Regions from separate parts of the Mus musculus genome. Here region 2 is linked to region 1. Evidence: chromatin loops called from intact Hi-C (ENCODE). Cell type or tissue: gastrocnemius. All regions are shown on one strand. Links, peaks and the distances in the headings refer to the core of each region. The heading gives the core; the rest is flanking DNA. Region 1 holds the start of Thegl (theg spermatid protein like). Region 2 has its middle 12 kb from the start of Gm34598.

The links. A loop is a pair of places that touch in the nucleus more often than their neighbours do. Peaks named below come from ENCODE experiments on the same cell type or tissue, not always from the same donor. Only the 100,000 strongest peaks of a DNase experiment are listed, where the experiment ranks them.
Region 2: it touches region 1 in a loop (1.8-fold over the local background); 8 of 42 quality-filtered maps call a loop at or near these places.

Annotation. Positions count from the first base shown.
Region 1 is chr5:77,010,947-77,021,171 of GRCm38, forward strand. It overlaps Thegl (theg spermatid protein like), which reads left to right and starts at 5,077. Exons shown (of 9, transcript NM_027970.1): 1 at 5,077-5,692. The coding sequence starts at 5,206. It overlaps 1700112J05Rik (RIKEN cDNA 1700112J05 gene), which reads right to left and starts at 7,917. Exons shown (of 4, transcript NR_077218.1): 1 at 7,815-7,917; 2 at 6,299-6,479. It also overlaps a transcript of Arl9 not described here. In gastrocnemius, for the core only: no CTCF peak of the experiment used is centred there; a DNase peak (open chromatin) is centred at 5,048; H3K4me3 peaks cover 941 bases.
Region 2 is chr5:77,166,470-77,176,694 of GRCm38, forward strand. No RefSeq gene overlaps it. Among named protein-coding and RNA genes, the nearest start is that of Gm34598, 12 kb to the left of the region's middle. In gastrocnemius, for the core only: a CTCF peak has its summit at 4,361; a DNase peak (open chromatin) is centred at 4,298; H3K4me3 peaks cover 653 bases; H3K27ac peaks cover 557 bases.

The DNA.
Region 1 (10,225 bases), core at 1,220-9,219:
AGCCTTCATCCTACCCGTGCCTTCTCTTTATGTCTTGTGTGTACACGTGAGGTCAGAAGATGATTATAAGTGTCCTTTCTCAGGAACCGTAAATCTTATATGATAGGGTTTTTGTTTTTGTTGTTGTTTTTGTTTTGGGGGTTTTGGTTTTGTTTGTTTGTTTTGGGGGGAGTTGTTTTCTGTCTTGTTTTTTTGCGGTTTCCAGGGATCAAACCCACATAGACATGCCTATACAGCAAATACTTTACTGACTTCTCCCCTACCCCCCCCATGTGTGCTTTATCAATAGCAATACATTTAGTAAAACAGTTAAACGTTTTTTGAATAAAAATGCAGATATCTTTCCTTTAAGTGTGCCCTTAACACTGAAGGACAGACGTGCCAGATAAGAATAGTGAAGATGAGTGCTCCCAGCTTAACTGAATGCAGGAGGAGACAAGAACCCTGATACACCAGATGAGACACAGGGTAGAAATGTGTTTTTAAGACAGGCTTTCTTCACAAGATTTGTTTTGTCTTTCTTTCTTTTTTTTTTAAGTTTATTTATTTATTTTAAGATTTATTTATGTATATGGGTACACTGTAGCTGTACAGATGGTTGTGAGCCTTCATGTAGTTGTTGGGAATTGAAGTAGGACCTCTGCTCACTCTGGTTGGCCCCACTTGCTCCGGCCAACCCCTCTTGCTCTGGTCCAAAGATTTATTATTACAATTAAGTACACTTTCGATGTCTTCAGACACACCAGAAGAGGGTGTCAGATCTCACTACTGGTGACTGTGATCCACCATTTGGTTGCTGGGATTTGAACTCAGGACCTTCAGAAGAGCAGTCAGTGATCTTACCCGCTAAGCCATCTCTCCAGCCCCTTGTTTTGTCTTTTGAGACAAGACCCTACAGTGTATCCTGCAATCCCCCTGCCTCAGCCTCCTGGGCACTGTGTATGTATGCCACCATAAAGGGTATTAGGATTCTTCTGTTGCTGTTGTTTTGTTTGTTTTTAAGATTTATGTATTTCGAAAAACAACAACAAAAAGATTTATGCATTTCGTGTATATGAGTGCTCTGCCGGCATTCACACCTACAGGCCCGAAGAGGGCACTGAGTCCTATAATAGACAGTTGTGAGCCACCATGTGGTTACTGGGAATGGAACTCAGAACCTCTGAAAGAGCAGCCAGTGCTCTTAACCACTGAGCCATCTATCTGTTCAGCTCCATTGGGAATATTTTGTAAAAGCAATTAACTATACTTAACTGGATACAGTAAGTCCAATTTGCAACTATAATGCTTTGCTTTAATTCACTAACATGTATATATTCGGAGAGAGAATTTGGCCCATGTGTCCTTTTAAAATTAGGAAACTCTGGCAAAATAACCAAATATGGCGAAGATGACAGCCCTGCTCACAGCACAGTCTCTGCCATGCTTAAGTTACAATAACAGATGGTTTAACTGAGGTGTATGTCTTACTGTGATGAAATACTAAGGCTTAAGGCCATGTGGAAAGGAAAGGGTTCATTTCAGCTTACATTTTAGTCCATCATCCAGGGAAGTCAGGGCAGGAACCTGAAGGCAGGAGCTGATGCAGAGGCCATGGAGGGGTGATGCTTACTGGCTTTCTCCCCATAGCTTGCTTAGCCTGCTTTCTTTTACAACTCAAGACCACTTGCCTGGGGGGGGGGGCAATGCCCACAATGCATTGTGTCCTCCCATGTCAATCATCAATCAAGAAAACGCATTTCAGTCTTTCCTGCAGGCCAGTGTGATGGAAACAGCTTCTTAGTTGAGGTTCTCTCTTCCCAAATGACTCCAGCTTGTATTGTATCACATTGACGCAAAATTAGCCAGCACAGCCGGGCGGTGGTGGTGCACGCCTTTAATCCCAGCACTTGGGAGGCAGAGGCAGAGGCAGAGGCAGAGGCAGAGGCAGAGGCAGGCGGGTTTGTGAGTTCGAGGCCAGCCTGGTCTACAAAGTGAGCTCCAGGACAGCCAGGGCTACACAGAGAAACTCTGTCTTGGAAAAACAAAACAAAACGAAAAACAAACAAAAAACCTAGCCAGCACACATATGTATACAGACATCACATTCTTCCCTTTGAAGAATGTGGTTTTCTCCCTTTGAAAAGATTGTCTCAGATGAAGACACCCTTCCAGCTCACACTCAGATGCTATATGCTTTATCTTAGGACATATAAACCATTGGGTGCCTTTAACAGAGGTGAGAGCAATTCGGAGGTTTTATCACATTCTGATCTTAAGTTCTAGATTTTGTTAACAAGGGATGTGGCTTGCTGGAGATTGTCCTCTGGGGAACAGCTATTGAGAAACAACATGGCTCTCTTTCCTCGCTGAAATTGAATAAAGTAAGAGCTTTGCACTGGAGACATCTTAAGCTAGTGACATAGACACATGTCACAAGAGCTCTAGGGGAAATGAAACTCACCCAAGCTACTGTGTTGTCAAAGGGGCTGCCTGGCTGGTCATTTTCCCATCATGCCTCACTAGGGGAGTGTTTATTTCCTTGGAGAACTTGGTATCGATTGGCAGCCTTTCAGGCTTAGAAAATACAGGTTCAGTTAAAACACCAAGAGGTGCATGCAGTTTTACTTATTCCCTTTGTAAACATTTATTGAGCACCTCTGAAGTGCTGGAACTTTGTTTGGATCAGTGGAAATCTAACTCACGTTTGTCTGTACCAGAAAAGGGGGCTTAGCAGTCAGCTTAGGAAGTTCATCATACTGAGGAATGCATATTAGGGGCGAGAGAGAGAGAGAGAGAGAGAGAGAGAGAGAGACCTCCATATGTTCACAGTGGCAGGCATACATACACATACAACAGATATACAAAAATGTAATAAAATCTTTAGGGATGCTCAAAAGTGTACTGTGTATGTGTACCTAGTTCCTGAAGAGGCCAGGAGAGGATGCCAGATTCCCCGGAATTGGAGTATGGTCATTTGTGAGCCACCACGTGGGTTCTCTGCAAGAGCAGCAAGTGGAAAAAAACCTTTCAAGCATATGTGTGATGCCTGGGTGTATGTATGGTACGTACAACACGTATGCAGGAGCATGCAGAGATCAGAAGTAGTTTTGGACTCCTTGGAAATGGAGTCTTTTTTTTTTTTCCAGACAGGGTTTCTCTTTATAGCTCTGGCTGTCCTGGAACTCACTCTGTAGACCAGGCTGGCTTCGAACTCAGAAATCCGCCTGCCTCTGCCTCCCGAGTGCTGGATTAAAGGCGTGGCCACCACGCCCGGCTCAGTAGACACTCTTAAGCACTGAGCCATCTGTCCAGGGCTATAAGGGATCTTAATAGCTGGCTCATTTACTCCAGCTCCCAAAATGTTAATTCGACTTTTTTTTTTAAATGAGTTTAATGCAACAGATTACCTGGTACATTCATACCCTAGAATGAGTCTCCTAGTTCCACTCCTATTAACTTTCACAAAAATGTTGTCGTTAGTTTTTTTATAGGATAGTAAATTCAAGTACCCCAAATTGTGTAAATGGTGTCTTTAACTGTATATTTTGACAGATGTTTTATTTCTTAACATTTTTAATTCCTTCCATTGAAAACAGAGGACTGAAACGCCATCAATTCTTCCCTTCTTTCTCATACTATTTTGGTGATGAAAATGAGCACTTTCCAGGCTTTCACACACACACACACACACACACACACACACACACACAGAGGGAGAGAGAGAGAGAGAGAGAGACTGGTCTACAGAGTGAGTTCCAGAACAGCCAGGGTATATATAGAAACTCTGCCTCGAAAAACCAAAAACAAACAAACAAACAAACAAACAAGTGTAGATATGCAGAGAAGTCAGCACCATGACCAACACCTGTAACTTAACTTATTACTTGCGTAGTTGTGGCAAGAGGATTGCCACAAGCACAGGAGTTTGAGGCTAACATGGACTGCAAAGTTCGAGGCCAACTTGAACTGCTAAGTAAGTTAGTCTCAAAAAAAAAAAAATGGGGGAGGAGAGAAATTTGAGAGGAAGGGCCCTAACAAGGCTACAAAACTCTTGGTATATTTCAGAAATATCGCTATGAATAAATAGATGTACACACAATTGTGCTGTTCAGAGGATTAATCACATGATCAATAGCACTAATTCATCTCTAGTGATAGCCTAGGCATCTTGGTCAAGTTCGTTTTCTCCACCAGCTATAGAATTAACAGGCAGGAAAACCTGCAGCAGACACCTCAAGCACCACGGACTGAATCAGCAGTTGAAGACAAGCGTTTATTGGGGGCGAGGAAACACACATGTGTATCCAACACACAAGGAAACGGCCTCTGCAGAGGGGCACTCCGGACTGGGGCCTATCTAACAGTCTAGAATTTAATCTCACTTTGATAGTGAGCCCTGTGATGGTGGTACACAAGAAATTCTTGAATGTACATTTGTATTGAGAACCCGTCGAAGTGTTTTGCTGTGAAGGCGTGCAGAATTTCATGTAAAGAAGCAGTTAACGCTCTACACTATTCTGACAAATATTAAGCTCGGATCAATCGCTTCACAGCCTTCATTCCAACTGCAGATTTCTTTTTTGGGGGTGGGGTGGGGTGTTTTTGTTTGTTTTGTTTTGTTTTGTTTTGTTTTGTTTTGTTTTTTGAGACAGGGTTTCTCTGTGCAGTCCTGGCTGTCCTGGAACTCATTCTGTAGACCAGGCTGGCCTCGAACTCAGAAAACCACCTCTGCCTTTCAAGTGCTGAAATTACAGGCGTGCACCACCACTGCCCGGCCTCAACTGCAGATTTCTTATTGCCTTAGTGACGAGGGGTGGGGCTGTCTTAAAAATCTCCTATCCACTTCCAGCCTTTGTAAAGAGTCCGTGTTGGGATACCTCCGAAACCTCGGAAACCTAACCAGTTAGGAAGCATATGTGTACCGCGGGTGGTTGAGTTGTCTCCCTTCACACCGGAAGCGGGAGCAGGATCCCTCTCTCCCGCCTCTGTCTCACGGTGCGGTGTCTAACAGAGACGCACCCTAGGAGAGCGTCACGTCTCCATAGCAACCGGTGATCCAAGCGCTGAGGCCGGACCGGCGGGGCGGGGCCAGGCGGCGGGGGCGGAGCTGAGGCTGTCCCGGGCAGGGCGCCGGCGGCCCCGAATCACCTGTCCACTCCGCGAACTGAGTTTGGGCGGCTGGCGGAGAGTTTGAGAGCCGGGTAGCCGGAGCTTCTAACCGGAATGGAGGAAGGAGACTTCTCAGGTTCATCCGTGCGATCCGAGGTGACGGATGGGCGGAACACCACGACCACGACAGAAACACGCACAACCTCTGAACTCCAACCGAAGCCCCTTGTGCTCAGGCTCCTGGAGGTGCAGAATGGTGACGAGGCCGAAGCGGTTGGGGAGGAAGGACAAGAAGAGGACTACGAAGGGTCCAAGACTCACAAATCCCATGAGGTCTCCGCATCCTTCAGATCCCACAACTCCAGCGATCCTCCCCAGTCCCGCAAGGCCAGTGATTCCCTCCGGTCTCGCAAGGGCATTGAGCCCCTGGAGCCCCGCAAGACCAGTGATTCCTTCCGGTCCCTAATGGGCAGTGATCCCCTTCAGTCATCCGAGCGCCAGGAGGATGGAAAAGATGATTTGTTTCCCAACGCAGTGATTATGACCTCCCCATCTTTGATAGCCAGATACCTACCACGGCTCCAGCTGGCTTCTCTGAGAGGTAGGTTTAGCCCTGACCCCGTTGAATCCAGCCATTTAGAACTCGGGAGTCCGAGCTAAATGGTCGCTGTTTTAAGGAACTTGACTCTACCTGCTGGTTTACAGCCACTTCTCTTTATACTTCAAGGAATCCAAAGGGAAATTGACACCCTAATGACAGAAGCCACCTCACACTTCCACGATTGAACCTAGTGATTGAACCTAGTGCCTCCCATGTACTCGAGGCACTCTGGGCTCGAAGCCTCTCATAATCCTTCGGCTAAGTACACCATTGCATCCAGCTATTACACTTGGGGTTTTGCTTTGGTTTTAAGATTTATTTACTATTATATTATATGTAATTACACTGTAGCTGTCTTTAGACACACCAGAAGAGGGCATCAGATCTCATTACAGATGGTTGTGAGCCACCATGTGGTTGCTGAGAATTGAACTCAGGACCTCTGGAAGAGCAGTCAGTGCTCTTAACTGAGTCATCTCTCCAGGCCCACAGCTAAGTGCACTCTTTAGACTCCACCAACCTTCACACCTTTGTCTTTCACCCAATGGAAGACTGCACCTTATATTTTACCAAGAAATGGATATAACCGATCACAAACTCACTTACTTGCTTACCAGCAGTTTATTGGTCTCCGGACATGAGTACTCAGAGTCTGTCTTTTCTCATCTTTCAGGGGAGACTTGTGCTTGTTTTTTATGAAGCACATTTTCCTCCTAGGCCTCAGATTCCACTGTTTCCTGAAGAACTTTGATCTTACATCGTCAGGTTCTCCTCTAACGAATCAGTCCTATGAGCAAACACACTCTTATCTTGAAACAACTTTTGACCCTATGCCTTCTTTATCCCCCTCCCCCCCAAGGATTCACTTCCTCCTCTTATTCTCCTCTTGTTGTGGCCTGGTCTCTAAATCCATGGCCTTGAAACTTCACGTGGCCCCCTTAGCCATCTCAAGCTGCATTTCTTAATGCCTCACTTGCCAGTGTACACTTCCATCTCTCCCTCTCTTTCTTTAACACCCCATCAACAAGCATACAAAACTGAGGCTGGAGAGTGGGGAAGAGAGCTTGTTGTGTAAGCGTGGGGACCTGAGTTCTGATCTTGGCACCCATGTCGTGAGTGTGATTCTTAAACTCCAGTGCAGGGGACAGATGGGGGAGACAGACAGAAGGAGCCCCCGATGTCAAAGGAATTAGGTGGAGAATGATCAGACACCAAGCCATCCTCACTTGGCCTGCTCGAGCCCGGGTGTGTGTACTCTCTCTCTCTCTCTCTCTCTCTCTCTCTCTCACACACACACACACACACACACACACACACACACACTACTCACACGCATTATTTTTTTTCTTCCTCCACCACAGTGCTGCACCTAAAGTGACCCCTTTCTCCCGTCTCGGGTGGATGAGCTGTCTTCTATTGGTGGCCATTTCTGCCTTCTATTTGTTGGACCTCATCCCACCTAACTTTAATTTTCAAAAATGGTTGTGTGTGTATGGATATATACCAATGATGCATATATGTGGTTGTGTGTGTGTGTACCACAGTGGAGTCAGAGAAACATTCTGCAGAGTCTTATCTTTATGTGGGTTCTGTCAGGTCATGCACTGAGCCGTGTTACCAGTCCCATCTAACCTCTTTCTGCTGCATCCTTTGGTCCCCTCTTTCCTGGACCATCCTCCCCATTGAGAGATAAATACTATACAATTCCTGTACCTGGAAACAACCACAGACCTTTCCCCAGCCCCAACAACCCTTCTCTTCCAGGCACCACTCTATTTCCTTACTTGACTTAGAGGGGACCTCCCCCCCAAATCCTCAAAATGGATAACATGAAGTCATGATTTCAGCGCCCTCTCTTTCTGTCCTCCTGAGAACTACTTAAATTAAGATCTCATTCCCTCCACTTAGCTGAGGCTGCTTGTATTGGGGTCACAATGATCTCTTCCTGCTCAAAGCAAAGGCGAATGCTTCATTTGACACATTTTTTCCTATCCCAGGACCCTGTCTTGTTTCCTGAAATACCAATATTGCTGTCAGAATAGTAGTATCCCTGTTGGAATACCAGTTTGCCTGTCAGAATACAAGTTTTCCTGCCAGGATACCAGTTTCCCTGTTATCGTACCTCACAAACTCTTCCTGACTCTATTTCCTTTGTGTGGAGTCAGTCTTCTCTTCCCAGCCTTTAGGTTGAAGCCCCCGATGGCTTAGTCCTCTCGGATTCTTCTAGAACTCCCCTTTATTCTCCGCATGATGTCATCGGTTCCATGGCCTCATTGCCAGTAGCTTTTCACATTATTGCTTTAATGTCTCAGAACTCAATTATCTGGCTTTCCTGATTTCTTACACGCGTTCGCGACCGGCCAGGAAAGACGCAGCAAACCAGAATCTTCTGCGGCAAAACTTTATTGCTTACATCTTCAGGAGCAAGAGTGCAAGCCCCAAGCCCAAAAACGAAAGCGAAACCCCGTCCCTCTTAAGGAGAGTTATCCTTCGCCTAGGACGTATCACTCCCTGATTGGCTGCAGCCCATGGCCGAGTTGTAGTCACGGGGAAGGCAGAGCACATGGGGTGGAGAACTACCTTTGGCACATGCGCAGATTATTTGTTTACCACTTAGAACACAGCTGTCAGCGCCATCTTGTAACGGCGAATGTGGGGGCGGCTTCCCACAGTTCCCCCTTTTCTATTAATAAAAGCAATAGGCCACCCATATTAATGAGAGTGGAGATAGAGGTCAAATCCCCAGTGTGCAGGTAAAGGAGCCGTACACATAACCTCCTTCCAGGCTCATCACCTAGAGGGGTCCTGGTCTGGTCCCGTGTTGTTTTTCCTGGAGGAAGGACACTTGAACACTCAACCTTCTTGAAAGATGACATGTCTCCCTAGAATAGGCTCATATATGCCGCAGAGCCCTTCTACTGCAGTGCTTAGCCGTGCAACTCTCTCGGGCTGCTGAAGCACACTCACTCTATCCCGTGCAATGAGACTAGCCTCGTGGGGTGCAAGAGCTGAATGGCCAGCGACCTATTGCTTAAGCATAGATAACCATAAATCAGGGGAAGCACCATGTTCTAGTCCTGCAAGCGCCTGGGCAATAACCACCTTGTCTCTCCTAGTTTGGGCCTTAAGCTTACAGACCAACCAAAGAAGCAACACTAATCCACAGCAAAGTGTATCTCCAAATAATATCAATCCCACCCATTCTTTAAAGAAGGAAAATGCTGAGGAGATCCAATTGGGTAATCCTTTGGTCAGGGACAGGTCCAAGCGCGTGGAGTTGACCTGAAGTCTCAATTCCCGAAGGATCTGTTCAAATTCAGCCGTCCAATTCTGTAACATATACTGAGAAAGACTTTTTGACAAATTAGCTGCCCTAGTAAATTTCTCATACTGAATGGAAGTAACACACAATCCCGGAAACTTTTGTTCACATCCCAGCTGAGCTATTTGCCATAATACATCTAGTTGTACCTGGACAAGATCTATGAGTTGATTAACCAGCATGAGACCACCCTGTATCATGACATTAGCTGAGGCCTGTTTATCTATGACTGTAGTCACTGAGGCTGACAAAGTGTTAATGGTGTCAGTCGTCTGGACCTGTCCAGACAGAGCCAAGGCTGTCTGAATCAAGGCCAAACCCAGTTCCTAGTTAGTGGTAAAAAAGCAGGGGAATACTTGAGCATTATACATCACCGGCATTGGGAGTGGAAATGTCGACATTATCCCCCAACGCTGCTCTCTCTTTATTATTGACGCCCTGGACATCACCAAGACGAGGGACATCAGTATTCCCTTGGTCAGTCTGGATTTTTCGGGTGAGTCTTTCTGGTATCCAAAATGGGTTGTCTTCATTCTGTGGGAAAACACAAATAGCTCCCCTGGGTCTTATCAAAATAGGATCCGGGTCATACCATTTATTATCAAGGACATTTTTCCATTTAACCATCTCATTGGGCCTATCTGGCTCTGAACAATGACGTTCAGCCGCAGTATGGCCATGAGCATCAATATTTAAAAAAATTGAGTGTAAAGAGTGCCATAGACACAGACACTCTTGGTACTCGGGGTAGAGTCTCGACTCCCCTCTTCTGCTTTATTAGATAGGCTTTGAGGGTGCGATGCGCACGCTCAACAATACCCTGTCCTTGAGGGTTGTATGGAAGTCCAGTCAGGTGGGTCACGTCCATCTGACGGCAGAACTGCTGGAATTTTTGAGATGTATAAGCTGGTCCATTATCAGTCTTAAGGAGTTTGGGTTTCCCCCAAGCACTCCATGCCTCAAGACAATGTTGAATCACATGTGAGGCTTTTTCTCCGGTTAACGGAGAAGCAAACATGATGCCAGAGCATGTGTCAATGGACACATGTAAACATTGATTTCTCCCAAAGGAGGAAATATGCGTGACATCCATTTGTCAGACCTGTAATGGCCTGATGCCACGAGGGTTTACCCCTACATGAGGAGTAGATAAAATTTGACAACAATCTAAAGGCATTATTAAGTAATCAGAATCATTTCCAGTAGAACCG
Region 2 (10,225 bases), core at 838-8,837, 160 kb after region 1:
TCTGACAGCCACCTATGCACTGTGGTACAGGAGTGACAGCCAAATTCATATGTCTGCATGTGTGTGTGCGTACGCATGTGTGCACGCACACACGCACATACATTCATACACACATTCACATACACTCATACTTACACTCACACTTACATACACTCACACACATACACTCACACACACATACACTCACACACACACTCACACAATACACTCACACACATATACACTCACACACACAATAAATAAATACCTAATACAATAATGTAAAAAAAAAAAAAAACAGAATTAAAGGAGATGAACAATATCTGTGGTTGAGAGGCCTCTAAGCAGAGGAGGCTCGGGTTGGAGGCTGAAGTTGTATGAAAAGTTTTAAACTGACTTCGTATTCAAAAGTTCTGGCGCTTTCATCCCAGCACTTGGTAAGCAGAGGCAGAGAGGTCTCTGCGAGTTCAAGGCCAGTCTGGTTTACATGTCGAGCTCCAGACAAGCCAAAGCTACATATCGAGACCTTGTCTCAAAAACAAAAAGGCAGTAAGTGTGCTTCCGAAGGACCCTGACCACAGTGTTTATAAACCAAGGCCTCGGCAGGGTGGACAGGAGGCTAAGCAAAGTGGAGAAGGAAGGAAACATTTGTGATTCGAAGGTGACCAGGATTTTAAAAAAGATTTTTATTTCAAATAATTTATGAAAATTTTAATTATGTATAGTTATGTCTGCCTATGGGAATGTGTGAGTGCAGATGCTCTCAGAGGTCAGAAAAGGGTGTCTGGTGCACGGGAGCTGAGGTTACAGGTAGCTGTGAGCCACAGGGCGGGGTGCTCAGAACCAGAGGCTGTGATCTCTATCGGTCTTCTCAGCTGCTGTCTCTGAACTTCATTACCAACCTCTTACCCTTTCAAACTAGGGTGACATCCTGGCCCTGGGATGTTTCAGGATCCCCCATCGGCTCCCCTCAACCCCACCCACACATCTTTGGAAACAGCCTTTCAAGAAAACTTCCTCTTTGCCCTATGAACACATGACATCTCTTGCCTGGGCTCTGGCACTGCCCTTGTGCCTGTCGCAGAGCAGAGGGACTGACCGTTGTTTTTCTACTGTGCAGCTAGAGCCACGGAGCCTGCTCTTCCTGGGTGTTGACCCTGTGCACCTGCGAGGGCATGCAGAAAGTTGAATTAGATCATTCCTATCTGCAACGTCTCCACCTCTTAGGATTTTAAATATTTATTCGAGAAAGAGAAACTTGACCTCATCCGTAAGCCTCTCCGATCACTTGCTGCCAAGAGGAGAAAGCCGGTAGTCAGCCCAATAAACACAGATCTGGCGATCGCACTCATGTTTCAAATCACTGAAAAGAGCCGCGTGCGGGCGGAGGCCATGCAGATGAGCGGTGCTGGACCTCTGCCGCTGAGGCCATGCCTAGTGAAACTGCAAGTCCACAAAGCGTTGCCAACGGCGCACAGGCACCATCCTCACCCACCTGCGCCTTCGTCTCTCCTCCTAGAATGGTTCCTGTGAAATCCTCACGATTTCCCTGCTAGTTAAGGAAGTTTTCTGCACTGGTTGTGATTATGAGACTCAGGCCAACACGGGAAAAGAACAGAATCGACTGCTTTGTGTGAAGACAGGAGTACAATCGATGCTGGGCTTCAGAGGCTGCCTCATCAGCTGACCACGATCTGAGAGGGAGTGAGTGAAAGAAGAACCTACAGCAAGAAGACATGGGGTCTGTGGCACTGGGTGCCTACGACGTCCTCTATTTATATACAGCGGTCATCGTTTGGTGTAATATGGATCTTACACATCCTACAAACTAAATGCATGGCACAAAATCTTCTCCGTCCAGAAACTCAGTTAACTCCATTTTTCCACCCCATCGCCAAATCATGTAAGCTAGTCTTCAGTTTGGTCGCCTTGTCCCTGGAAACTCCCTTCTCAGCACAGGTATTTTTATAGTGTTTTAAAAAATGATTTATAACACACACACACATATATACATATATGTAATATATGTGTGTGTGTGTGTGTATATATATACTGTAGCTGCTTTCCAGACACACCAGAAGAGGGCATCAGATCCCATTACAGATGGTTAGGAGCCACCATGTGGTTGCTGGGATTTGAACTCAGAACCTCTGGAAGAGCAGCCAGTGCTCTTAACCGCTGAGCCATCCCTCCAGCCCTATAGTGTTCTCTCTCTTTTTTTTAAATTATATATAATTGCAACATTTCTTCCTTCTCGTTCTTCCCTTCACATGCTCCCATATGCTCTTCCCAGCTCTCCTCCAATTCCTGGGATCCTTTTTTCACTAATTGTTATCACACGCATATATGTATGTTTGCATGTGTTGTGTGTGTGCATGTATGTGCTCTTCCCTGTGAGAGACCACCTCTCCTGATCCCAGCTTTCCCACTTGCCTATAGGGGCAAGGCCTTGTGGGCTTTTCCCCATCCAGTGAGGCGTGTCCTTTGGTGTCCTTCTTCAGCTCCCATTCGCCCAGTCCTGTGGTGAGACTTTCTGGGAGTAGCTTCTGAGATTACTAGAAGACAAGTCTCACAGCAAACTTCCTGATCCCCTGGCCGTTACAGTTAGTCGTTTCAGTCTCTGCTCTGAAAGCTTCCCTGAGCCTTAGTTGGAGGGCTGTATTGTAGATATATCCATTGGGACTGGGCCCCACAGCTCTGTGTTTTGATTAATTATGGTTTTCTGTAATGGTCTCTGGAAATGTCTCAACAGAGTTGCCTTGTTGAGAGGCGAGGACTACACTTATCTGTGATGTAAGGACAAGTGTTTATAGATTGTCGTTACTTGATGATGCTCATTTAGTAAATTAGTGGTTGTAGATTCTCCTCCAGTAACTATGACTTCACTGGCACTGAGTGTTAGCCTGGTTTCCAGTACCAGAAATGGTTTCCTTCTTGTTGACTGAGTCTTAAGTCCAATTAGAGAGCCGTTCGTTGGTGATCACCAAGGTGTGTCTGTCACTACTGCACCCTTAGTTATTGTGAGTGGCCATCACCTTAAAGCCACCCAGAACAACTCATGTGCCTCTTGGAAGTGACACAAAGTGCCACCCTGCAGGTTACTATTGTCATCCCTGGTGCTGCATCACCTCAACCAGCCATGGCCTCTCTCCTTATCTTCAGGGAAGATGAGCTAAAGCCACACTAGCATGTTTGACCAAGCTTTTCGAGAGACTGATTCCTAACATGAGGTGTTTAACCACACAAACCTTGAAAACCCAGACCTAGGGTTCCCAGCTTTAAAACTGTAGCCTGGTTTCCTCCTTGTTAGCTGGGAGAGTCTACACTTGGCCGTAGCCAAGAGGCTGAGCAATTACCTGAGAGAGTTTTTGAAACTAAAACCCTGATGCCTTCTTGAGGTTTGGGCCTCGAGCTGGAAGAACGTGACTTTTGCCGACTTCTATTGGACAGTGTATGTCATGAAGATATCCGTGAAGGTAGCTTAAACATCAGCCTGCAGTTATCAGAGAGACCACCAGACTTTGCATCGTGCCTGACTTCAAGCCTTTGGATCTATTGTCTCTTCAAAGGGTTCAGTCCTAGATAGGGGGAGCTGCCTTCTCACGCAGCCGAGTGCCCCATTTTTGATGCTTCATCTTACTTTCTAGCCTTTACCTTACCCCAAAATGAGGAAAACCAGGATGGCTACCCTACCCAGCAGGGCTCACTTTTCCCCAACCAGGCAAACAGTTTCCCAAGAGGTCCTGCTGTTCTGGATCTTATAGCATCCACTTCTTTTTTTTTTTTTAATATTTTTTATTACATATTTTCCTCAATTACATTTCCAATGCTACCCCAAAAGTCCCCCATACCCTCCCGCCCACTTCCCTACCCACCCATTCCCATTTTTTTGGCCCTGGCGTTCCCCTGTACTGGGGCATATACAGTTTGTGTGTCCAATGGGCCTCTCTTTCCAGTGATGGCCGACTAGGCCATCTTTTGATACATATGCAGCTAGAGTCAAGAGCTCCGGGGTACTGGTTAGTTCATAATGTTGTTCCACCTATAGGGTTGCAGATCCCTTTAGCTCCTTGGGTACTTTCTCTAGCTCCTCCATTGGGGGCCCTGTGATCCCTCCAATAGCTGACTGTGAGCATCCACTTCTGTGTTTGCTAGGCCCCGGCATAGTCTCACAAGAGACAGCTACATCTGGGTCCTTTCAACAAAATCTTGCTAGTGTATGCAATGGTGTCAGCGTTTGGAAGCTGATTATGGGGTGGATCCCTAGCATCCACTTCTAGCACCACGCCAGGCATAGCAAAGCCTTAGCAGGTTAATTCAAGAGGACCATTCTCCAGCTTTTCTCAAGGTCTGTGACTGACCTCTTATGGACAACTGTTTGCATAGCAACACATGTTCATAGCTACCCAAACTAGGAAGGATTAAGTCATAACAAACATGTTTAGTTCTTAGACCACAAATTTCAAATCCATTCTCTCATAGGAAATCTGGGCTGCCTTCATGACGCACACTGTCCAATAGAATTCTGCAAAAGTTACGTTCTTCTCGGCCCAAGCCTAAAGAAGGAGGCTAGTTTTCAGTTTCTAAAATCCCTTAGCTAACTGCTTGGCCTCTTGGCTAAGATCAAGCGTAGACTCTCCTAGCTGACAAGGAAGAAGTCAGGCTACAGTATTAAAGAGACCACACAGAGAAGAGGTCACACAGAGAGAGGCCCCTGCTCAGCAGACAAGCCCCAGAGGTGAGCAATGCATTTATGGAGAGGGAACAGGTGGGGAGACGGAGCCTTGCTCTGTAGCACAGGCTCGTCTCAAACTCGTGGTACCACTGAGCCAGCCTGGAACTACCTAGTGAGTTCCAGACCAGCCTGTGCTACAATGTGAGACTGTCTCATATATATGTATGTGTATGTGTATATGTGTGTATATGTGTGTATATATAATTTATATATGAGGTATATATGTGTATATGATGTATATATGGTGTATGTGTGTGTATGTGTATATGTGTATATATTTTTACATTATACCATACAATATATTATATATATATATATATATATACAATTTTTAAAACCTTTAAATGAGAAGTTAATCCTGGAATGAAGCAGGAAGAACTTCCTTACTTCCATTTGTAACATTCATCTAGTCCATCACCTAACCCAACAGCTCAAGTGTAATGTGCTAGTTACAGTTAGGACTGGCAGTGTTGTCTTACATGAAATACACAGAAAAAAAAATTGTTCACCAAGAGTAAACTTTCTACCTCTCTCCTCTTGTTTTAAAATTGTAGAATTGCATTTGTTTTCCTTTTCATTGTTCAAATAGGTTAGGAATAGCTAGAATTAAGGTCCAAGGTCAGAGAGCTGGCTTAGAGGTTAAGAACACTTAATTTTCCTGCAGAGGACCCACATTTCAGTTCCTAGCACACACACATCAGCTTGTTATAACTCCAGATCCAAGAGATCCCACTGCAGATGTACTTCTGACCTCTGCAGGCTCCTGCACTCGTGTGGTGCACAGACATACACTCAGCCATGTACATGTACACATAAAATATTTTTAAAATTAAGGTTCAAGTCAAAGTACCGTCATTTTTAAAACTTTTAGCAACCTCAATAGTTCAAAGCCTTTGTGAGGAAAGAGCAGTTGGGGAGATAGGGTCCTACTATGTAGCATAGGCTGCCCTCAAATCTGTGCCACCACTACACCAGGTTGGGCTACATAGTGAGCTCCAGGCCCACCTGATAGATAGACCGACAAACAGGCAGATGTAGATATTGTTATATTGATATATATTGATATAATTCTTAAAGTCTTTACAGGAGAGATTAACCCTGGAATAAATGTAAGGAAAGCCATCTTACTTCCTTCTATTTCTAACTCCAAGGTGTGTGTGTGTGTGTGTGTGTGTGTGTGTGTGTGGTGTGTATAGTGCGAGTGTGTATGGGGGTGTGTGGTGTGTGTGTTGTGTGTGTGTGTGTGTGTGTGTGTGTGTGTGTGTGTGTGGTGGGGGGTGTGTGTGTGTGTGTGTGTGTGTGTGTGTGTGTGTGTGTGTGTGTGTGTGTGTGTGTGTGTGTACCCATGGAATCCCAGAATGTGGAAAGTAGAGGCATGAGAATCAGGAGTTCAAGATCTCCCTCACTTGGCTACATAAAGAGTTTGAGACCAGTCTAAGATACATAAGACCTAGTTCCTCAAAATAAGACAAAACCAAGACAACTGTAGTGTTAAAGAAGAAAGCAAAAGAAAACACACGGATATAGAAATTGAAAGCATTAAGGCTGGCGAGATAGCTCAGCGGGTAAGACCACTGACTGCTCCACATGGTGGCTCATGACCATCTGTAATGAGATCTGACACCCTCTTCTGGTGTGTCTGAAGTTGACTACAGTGTACTTATTTATAATAATAAATCTTTGGGCGGGAGCATGCAGGGTTGACCAGAGTGAACAGGGCCGTCCAGAGCAAGCAGAGGTCCTAAATTCAATTCCCAGCAGCCACATGAAGACTCACAACCATCTGTACAGCTACAATGTAGCCATATGCATGAAAGAAAGAAAGAAAGAAAGAAAGAAAGAAAGAAAGAAAGAAAGAAAGAAAGGAAGGAAGGAAGGAAGGAAGGAAGGAAGGAAGGAAGGAAGGAAGAAAATCTTTGAAAGCATTAAGCTAGCTAAGTGGAGAGGTGTGCATTTTTAATTCCAGCACTTGAAAGACAGCTGCTAGCAGATCACTGTGAGTTTAAAGCCAGCCTGGTCTACATAGTGAGTTCCAGGTCAGCAATGGCTACATAGTAAGACCCTGTCTCTAAAAAAAATTAAGTCAAAATAAAGTAGAAATAAAGATACGGGATAAAATGTTAATGTAGCAAGCTATGATAATGAGGTACAGCTCCAGCAGGAGCCAGTTCTCTTGAGCACTGCCAAAAGGGAACATTTACTGAAAGGGACAGGGGTTACAAGGGTGTGAGGGTGATGCCTAAAACGTGCTCTCAAAACGTAGATGGAGAAGACGGCATTTTATCTCCGTTTATTCAAATAAGCACATCATAGCCAATTCCTAATTACCCAAGAGCAATAGCAAAGACATGACATAAAGTTCACAGCCATGCAGAAAGCAGACTCCTTTGTAAATGAGATGAAAGTAGGAAGGGGGCTATTTGGGAAGAGGAAGGAGACCCTCTGGAGACGGAGAAAGATACAGGACTGAAGGTGTCCTCGTGAAACTTCTTGGCATCATGGCTTCATCACTGCATGCAATGAATATGAGTACATTTCATAATGGAGTTACTTACTGTTCTCACTGCTGCGCTGTGACCAGACATGACAAATATAATGAATAAACATTAGCAATGTAGTTTCTGTTCTCACTGCTACACTGTGACCGGAGACTTAGTAGCAACTTGAAGGAGGAAGAGTTTATTTTGCCTCACAGTTTGAGCATTTACAGTCTGCCAGGTGGACAAGGGATGTCAGCAGAAGTACACAAGACAGTGGGTCACAGTATACCTGCCATCAGGAAGCAAACAGAAGTCTCTACTAGGAGGCCTTTAAGGCTGTAAGGTCTAAGCTCCCTCACCCCCAGTGACCCACTTCCCCCAGCAGAATGCCACCTCCTAAGTATTCTACAACCTTCCCAACTGATTAAACGCATGATCTTGTTAGGGACTGTGATGGCTAATCTTAGTTGTCAACGTGACTATATCTGGAACGACCTAAAACCCAGCAGCTGGTCGGGCCTGTGAAAGATTTTCTTGATTGGATCATTTGAGGCCAGAAAACCCACCTTAGATCTAGACCACACCTTCTGGTAACAGCCCACATAAAAGGACATGAAAGAGGGGAGCTTCTGCTCTTTGCCTGCCTGCCCTCACTCTTGTTGGCAAGTTCATCTGTCCTGCTGCTGAGGCATCCCTTTGCTGAAACTAGAATTACTTAAGATTCCAGTGTAGACTGAAGACCAGCTGAGACGTCCAGCCTCATGGACTGAAGAACTAGCAGATTCTTGGCCTTTCAATCAGGAGACAGTCCCTGTTGGACTAGCCAGACCTTCGCCTGTAAACCACTCCAATAAATTTCCTTTATGTGTGTGTGTGTGTGTGTCCATTCTATCCACTCTGTCCCTCTAAGGAACCCTGACTGAAATATGGACATTGTAGATTCAAATCACAGCAAGTAATAAAAAGGAAAGAAAAATAAAGTTAGCAAATTGTGTTCTCTCAATAAACTCTTCTTGCCAGTCTCAGGGACTTCATCATGGTCTTCATAACTTCTTATGCCCACTGTTCACGAGCTGATAGGATGTTGGTTTGTATCTATTCATTCAATCATACATTCACTGAACAAATAGTTTGTGACCAACTACTATGGGACAGTAGGCTTCATGACATGTAAGACAGAGTGGAAACAATTCTTGTTGCCCTAACTGCAGTTACATTGAATGAGTCACACTGTTTCAGCTGCAGCCAGAGAGCATGCTGCAGTCTGACAGCATATTCAGAGAGATACCACTTCTTCTGTTACGTTAGTCACCAAACATCAGACACTCTCAAGGCAGATAAAGCTAGTTCCCCATCCCCCATCCATCTCTAGTTAGCTCGGATTTCTTTTTATGACATCAGCATCATTTATTGATGACTGCTGCAACCCTGAGTTACTCCAGACCAAAACAACAAAAGTGACACTTCTGTAAGGAAGACGGCTAAGAGACGTTTCTTTCTTATTGATCATTGGCTGAGAATATAGGTGATGATACATTATTAAAAATCATTTATAAATAATGCACACACTTGAAAAGGAGACTTCTCAGCAACAGAACCAAAGTATGCAGTCATGGACAAGCAACCCATGCACTGTAATAACAACTACTCAGGCTGGAGCGATGGCTCAGCGGTTAAGAGCACTGGCTGCTCTTCCAGAGGTCCTGAGTTCAAATCCCAGAAACCACATGATGGCTCACAACCGTCTGTAATGGGATCTAATGCTCTCTGAAGACAGCTAAAGCATACTCATATAAGTAAAATAAATCTTTAATAACAACTACTCTAAAACGCCTATTCATATAACCTTAGACATGGGTGTGAAGTGAGGGGAAAGAGCTACATTCACACACGTCCCTTTCTAGGGCCTGGTCACGTCTCAGAATTTTCCTCCCAAGGTCATTAGATGGGTTATAACTTCATGACTTGGATAGTGTACAAACTCCCTTAGGTTGACCTACTAAATTATTGATGAGGCCTGGGCAAATAACAATAATACTAAATATTTTATCTGTATCCAGAAAAGAATTTTAAATGTGTGGCTTTTTTTTTCTTAATTTTTTTAAAGGATGAATCCTAAAAGCTGCAAGCTTCAAAACAAAACCAAAATTCAGAAAATAGTATAAATTCTTACATATTTAGTATGTGAGAATTAACTTCATATTTGCTAGCTAGCATATGGCTATTTATTTCATCATGTGCAAAATCATGCCAATGCCCTGATGTGGGTGGTTTTGCGATGATGATCATTTGAAACTTGTTACACACAGGTGGAGAAATTTAAGATTTAGTTTTATTTTTTCAGTCTCAAATGAAGCTTACACATGCTGCAAGCTATTAATTTTAGAGATGATGGAAAGGGATTGAGAAAGAGAGTTCCCCAAGTTGCCGTGGCATCAAAGAATCCTATTGATATAACTGCATTCATCTAAGAAAACAACCTTGCTAATGATATCCTTATACATTATATGTAATTACATTATTATATATAATAAAGTAACTTCTCAGTTACCTGTTTTATGGGAAAGGAGTTCGGGCCTTAGGAGAAATATGCAAAAAATGGATAAACCAGAAAGGAACTCGCAGATGTTCTGTTCGGCTTGGATTATACCTTCCTGGGAACGTGAGATAAAGCGCCCTCTTATTGTAATTGGCTCAGTCGACTGTGAGCGTCTGCATAGCAGGAATGGATCTCTTTCTTCTCTCCTGATTCCCATGTCTGTGTGTCCATTTCCTTCCCATCTCTCTGAGCATTTCTCAACCTCCAGGTACCATCCTGCCTACTCCATGTCTTTTAAGTGCAGCAGTCATTCCTTGACCAGTCATGTGACACTGCCCTTCCTGTGATTCACCTTCCAGTAACGAGCAGATGAGTTGTCACTCTATTCATTTCTGATATCAAGCCCTCTCCTGGTCTACAAGCCTACGCAGCTAACTGCCTACTCACTGGTTGTCTTAGGCAGGGTTTACATTCCTGCACAAAACATCATGA